Linked DNA regions of Homo sapiens: region 1 is linked to region 2. Evidence: chromatin contacts called from ENCODE Hi-C data. All regions are on one chromosome and are shown on one strand. The core of a region is the stretch at or near the end of the contact, and the rest is flanking DNA. Distances in the headings are between cores, read along the strand shown. Region 1 holds the start of PER2 (period circadian regulator 2). Region 2 holds the start of COPS8-DT (COPS8 divergent transcript).

Region 1 (2,700 bases), core at 1-2,500, 1.2 Mb before region 2:
CTCTTTCTCCTGACACTTTAAATGGAAGTTTAGAGGCTCCACATGCCCCACACAATGCTTACCGAAACAAGGTGATGCAGGGTCCCGCGCTGTCTCCCAGGACAACCTCCTACCCCTGGCTCCTGCGTCTCTACGGCTTGCACCGTTGTAAGGCGTCCCTTTCTCAGGGCCCATCTTACCCGCCTTGGAAGTGCTGCCTTTCTCACGGAGCCTGTGGGGATAGCTCTGGTTAATTTATAGCCCACATCGCCCAATTTAGCATTTGATTAAGTTTCCTTTTTATGAGATAGTCCTTTCTCCCTAGTGATGCGCTTGGGGGCAGGGACAACATCATTTCTTTCTTTTGTACCTCCCCAGAGTAACAATGACTCTATTTCCTGAACCAAAAATTGCAACACGTGGTCTCAAAAATAAGAAAGGTCACTTGGTAGCTGCCGGGACAAGTGTCGACCACAGGCACCTCAGAGGCCCGGGTGGGCGTGCCCCCGGAGCTGCTGCAGGGCGGTGCTGCCACCTTCTCCTGGGCTGCTCCGGGGCCCCGCGATGAATGAGTGAGTGAATGAGTAAATGAATGAATGTGAATGCGTGAATGAAGCATGCCGCGCGGACTTTCCCGCGGCCCTGGCCGCTGGGGGCGCGCCTCTGGCCGGTGGCCGGAGGTGGAGGTCTCCCTCGTCCGGCTTCGGCGCGCCGGGTCTGCCAGGCCGGCCGGAGGTGCGCAGGAGCCCCGCGCCCAGCTCCCCCGCCCGCAATGGTACGCGCCACTCCGCGCTCCCCGAGCTGGCGGGCTTGAGGGCGTAGTGAATGGAAGGCGCCGACGCCGGAAGTGGATGAGACCACTAGGGAGGACGACGGGTAGCACGAACGCGCCGCGTCTCCATTGAGGAACCGACGAGGTGAACATGGAGTTCCATGTGCGTCTTATGTAAAAAGAGCGACGGGCGCGGCCACCAATGGGCGCGCGGCGTTCGTAGGCCCCGCCCCTCATGTATGCAGATGAGACGGAGTCGCGGCCAATGGCGGAGGCCGGGGGCGGGCGCGGCGCGCGCGGTCACGTTTTCCACTATGTGACAGCGGCGACTCGGCCGCGGCGGAGGCGGCGGCGCTGAGGGGATACGTGCAGCTGTGGGCGGCGGCGGCGGGCGCGGGGCCGGGCGGACAGAGCCGCGAGTCGGCGGAGGGACCGGCGGACGGGCTGACGCGGGCGCGGCCGGCGGTAAGTGGCGCGGCGCGGCCCCGCTGCGGCTTACGTAACCGCCGCCGGCGCGCGGGCCTCGGGCAGGTCGGGGTCCCAGCGCCGGCTCGGGCAGCGGAGGCGCCGCCGGAAGTTCCTTGGGCTGCTGGACTCCTCGGCTTGAAACGGCGCCGGCGTGGGGGCGTGTGCCCTTGGCCCTGTCCCAGGTGGAGAGTGGTCGAGCCGCGCGCAGGGTGCGCTCGTTTGAACTGCGGTGACACCGAGGGTTGGGGACTCGAACCCCCGCTTCGCAGCTCAGGAGCCTGAGGTCCGAAAGGTGAGGCAGCGTGTGTAGGGCACCGAGCTACCGAGTGACTGCGCGCGGGCTGCGGTTCCGTGGGCGATTCTCTTTTGGGAACCCTCCCTCCCCTCGCATGGGGAAGGCCAAGGAAACCAAGGGTCAGCGCAGCCGGCCCTGGGATCTGGAGGACCCTCGGGGAGCTGACTGCCTCTTCTGAGGCCACAGGGCTAAGTCCTGGGCTGGGGAAGGGCCATGGAGGGGCGCTGATCTAGGAGCTTTTCCTGGACACCCACGGGTCTCCTGGAATGGGTGATCAGAGGGACAAGGAAGTCCCGGTGCCAAGCCAGGCCTGGGAACCTGAGGGCGGGGAGACCCTCTAATGTTCGCCCCTTTGCCTCCCCTGGACCACCCTGTATTAATTCCCTTTCCCCGGACTGGATAGAAGGGAATGGGGGTGTCCACTCTTTGGTGCAGCAGTCGCGCCTACCTTCTGGGATGTACTTTGGCTGCCAAGTCCCAGACATAGACCAGGGGGTGGGAGGTGGCCTGCTTCCCCCTTCAGGAAGGCCAGGGTAAGGGATGACGAGTTGGTTGCCAGGGTTTCTGTAACCTACACAGAAGGAACCCGTTTGGAAAGCTGATTCATACAGAACAACAGAGCCAGAAGGCACCCTGAAAATCACCCAGAGTAACCCCTCAGCCTGACAGATGAGCAAACTGAGGCCCAGGCCCAGGCTGTCTGCAGGATCTTCCCATCGTCCTGGGGCAGGATGAGCTTCAGAGGTTCAGTGATGGCCTCCACTTGCGTGCTGAATCCTGGGTGGGCTGGAATTTGGGAGGAAGGGCCTTAAGTCCGGGAAATGTGTTAAGAACCCCACACGGTGGCTAAAGCCCCACATGGACGCCTCTCACCTGTATATGGCACAGCAGGACTGCTAGACTTCTTGGCCCACCCTCTACCCCCACCTGGGGCTTCTGGTCCCAGGCTGGGTGTGCCTGAGAAGAAAACAGGACTCTACCTGAAGGCTTTATTTGGAAATTGAGTTTTAAAATACAAGGTGAATTGATTTTTGTGTGCTATATGACTATAATGAAGAAAGGGACTCCGTTTTTTTTGAGTGGAAGCTGTGTGGTGTGCCAGCGCGGGGATGGCACCGTGGGTGTTTGCAGTTATCTGTCACTGTCGCCTTGGTATGATTCATTGGTACAGAACTAACGCAGCCCT
Region 2 (2,700 bases), core at 1-2,500:
TTACCCTTTAACTTTCATTTTTAAAATAATATTTTATAAATGCTAATTTTAAAAGTAAGCCTTTTTAGTCTAAGACTATAAGTAATCTTATAGTCCTATTATAGATTTAGAAACAGCTTAGAGAAGTATCAAACACGAAAATTCTGAGTATTAAGTTTATATTCGTCATCAGCTTTGATTTATCTCCCTTTGGGCTTCAGTTTCTTTATACATTCAAGAATATGTAAGTGGATCCCCTTCCCCAGTTCTCAAATTCCCATTTAAATGATCTTACTATTATAAGAAACAAATTCGACAGATTCCTGAAGCATTCTGATTCTGCCCATTACATCAAGCGTCCTGAATAAGAGACAGAAAATCACCACAGCTGCGTTGCAAAGACAATTCTTTCCATTTTAACTCAACTGGAAAGTATCTATTATCTATTAGTGAGCTGCTGCTTCTGGATGTTGTCTCCTTTATTTAATTTTAAAACTAATGATATAAACCCTTTTTAAGTGTCTAAGAAAAACATTAACTTTAACAGCTGCATAACTTTCATCTGTCTTACTGAAGACAAAATGGCAAGCTAACTTGACAACATTACGAGAAAGGCTTTGTGAGTTAAAAAAAGGTTACAATGGTCACATTTTTCTTGGTGTGCGTGTGAGTTGCGGTGTGTGTGTTAGTGTGTGTGTGTATACCAAGATCTTTAATAAAACCCACTTTACTACCCTCTCCCAACCCGATACTGGGAAGGAAAGATGCCTAATTAATATGAGCTCATCGGTAGGTGCTGGAGCAAAGACGCACAGGGTTTTCGGGCTCACAAGCTGAAGACACATAACAAAAAGGTCCCGGCGAGTTCGGGGAGACCGGGCCCGGTCGGAGCAGGTTGCGGCGGTCAGGGATCCACACGTCCACCTCCCACGCCCGCCCCGTGAGCTCCCAAAGCCCGCTAGCCTCAGACCCCGTTACCCTGGAAACTGGTGCCGCCCCAGGGCCTAAGACTACTCCGCAGTTTCTCCCAGCGCGACGCAAAGGGTTACCTCGAGCTCCTGGTTCTCGCACTGATCCAGCAACTTTTTGAAACTAAAGGCGCTTTCCGCCATCACCGCCACTGGCATCTTCGCGGCCGGCCTCGCCGCTGCACCGTCCGGACAGCCAAACCCCAGACTGTCCCTCAGGCGTCGCGCCCGCGATGACGTTTAAAGCCGCCGTTGCCGCCGAGCGCCCCTGCGTACCAGACCGTCAGTTCCGGGGCGCCGTCAGACATCGCTGCGGCCGGGATAGGGCGCCGCCGTTCTGGCCGGCTTTCTCGGTGCCCTGGAGGACCTGGCCGGCTCCGCGGGAAGCTGTACTCAGAGCGCGCGGCCGCCCTCTGGCAGGGAGGAGTTCGTTGCACTTTTGAGGGTTCTTCACGAAGACATCCAATACATAGAAAACAAGTAACAGCAACAGTAACGAATTTTTAAATATTAAAATTGCTGGGGAACACGACGGATCCTGCAGCTGCTCGGCTGTCCCGGTCGTCAGTGACGCTAGGGCTCCGCACCGTACCCTGCATACCGTAGGTGCTCACGAAACGTTCGTGAGTTCCCTGCTCTGAGGAAACAAGCTTAAAAACTCAGAATCTAAGGTGTGAGTCTCCGCAAACCTGCTTGTTGGGCAGCGTCCCCCGCCCGGGCTAGCCCTGCACGCCCCACCCCGGAGCCACGCTTCTCCAGCCGGGACCCCTGCCTCCTTCCAGGCTATTCTCGGAACCGCAGCCAGAGGGAATTTTTTTTTCCTTTCCTGAAACGTAGAGCAGATCTGGTTACTCTTCTGCACAACGCCCTAAAATCTAGGGCCCTTCCCATCCCTCAGAATTTACATCTAATTCTCAGCTCCCCTCCGGCTTGCTGTAGCCATCCTGGCTTTTGTTTAGCACAGCACTTACTGTTAGTGACATTATATTGTATATTATTAACATATTTGTGTTTTACATCCCTCACTAGACCCCCAGGAAAGAGGCTTTGATGTGTTGCCTGCTGCAAGGCTGGCTGCATAATTTGTGGAGCTCAGAGAAAAGTGCGGAGCTTCCTTGTTCAAAAAACAGAAAGAAAGTGCCTCTGAGGTCATAAAATATAAAACTTTCTCTTTCCTCTCAGTTTCTCTCTTTTCATAGTGTTTTTATGTGTTATTTAATATCATTCCAAGAAAAATTTAGATTTAAATTGTTAGCATGAAGTTCACCATCCATCTTTACGTTGTGCAATGCCAGTTTTAAATACTAATATAAGTGCACTGATCTCATATGTGGAATCACAGAAATTATGCAATTTGTACTTCATAGCTTATACATGCATATAGATTTTGTTTTTACCAGAACCACGCTGGTAAAAACAGATGCTGCACAAAGTGAACTTGCCCGTTTTCATCGCACTTTACGTGCACGAATTCTACCTCTACTCTCGACCTGGGACTCACCGATGCGTAAGGAAGGACTGAAAAGCAAAAGAACTATGGACTGGCCTTTTGGCATGATCAGGTGTCTAATATAAAGAAGTGCATGAATAAGAAAATATATGATATGAGTGATGGTTAATACTGACTGTCAACTTGATTGGATTGAAGGATGCAAAGTATTGATCCTGGGTGTGTCTGTGAGGGTGTTGCCAAAGGAGATTAACATTTGAGTCAGTGGGCTGGGAAAGTTCGACCCACTGTTAATCTAGATGG

Evidence for each region. A loop is a pair of places that touch in the nucleus more often than their neighbours do. Pooled maps may share reads with other maps.
Region 1: a loop to region 2 is called in a map of naive thymus-derived CD4-positive, alpha-beta T cell, with 28 times the contacts of the local background. The contact joins the promoter of PER2 here to the promoter of COPS8-DT in region 2. A Hi-C loop is called at or near these places in 3 of 168 maps with a recorded cell type or tissue (CD4-positive, alpha-beta memory T cell and naive thymus-derived CD4-positive, alpha-beta T cell), 2 of 37 single-sample maps with no recorded cell type and 8 of 50 pooled maps.

The regions. Positions count from the first base shown.
Region 1 is chr2:238,287,160-238,289,859 of GRCh38, reverse strand. PER2 (period circadian regulator 2) reads left to right here and starts at 1,250. Exons shown (of 23, transcript NM_022817.3): 1 at 1,250-1,511. It overlaps LOC112268433 (a long non-coding RNA gene), which reads right to left and starts at 1,991. Exons shown (of 3, transcript XR_002959458.2): 1 at 1,963-1,991. RefSeq lists silencers at 503-772, 1,113-1,262 and enhancers at 811-1,705, 1,790-2,312.
Region 2 is chr2:237,084,371-237,087,070 of GRCh38, reverse strand. It overlaps COPS8-DT (COPS8 divergent transcript), which reads left to right and starts at 1,250. Exons shown (of 3, transcript NR_187934.1): 1 at 1,250-2,700. It overlaps COPS8 (COP9 signalosome subunit 8), which reads right to left and starts at 1,182. Exons shown (of 8, transcript NM_006710.5): 1 at 1,029-1,182. The coding sequence starts at 1,106. RefSeq lists enhancers at 347-1,241, 1,052-1,601, 1,242-2,136.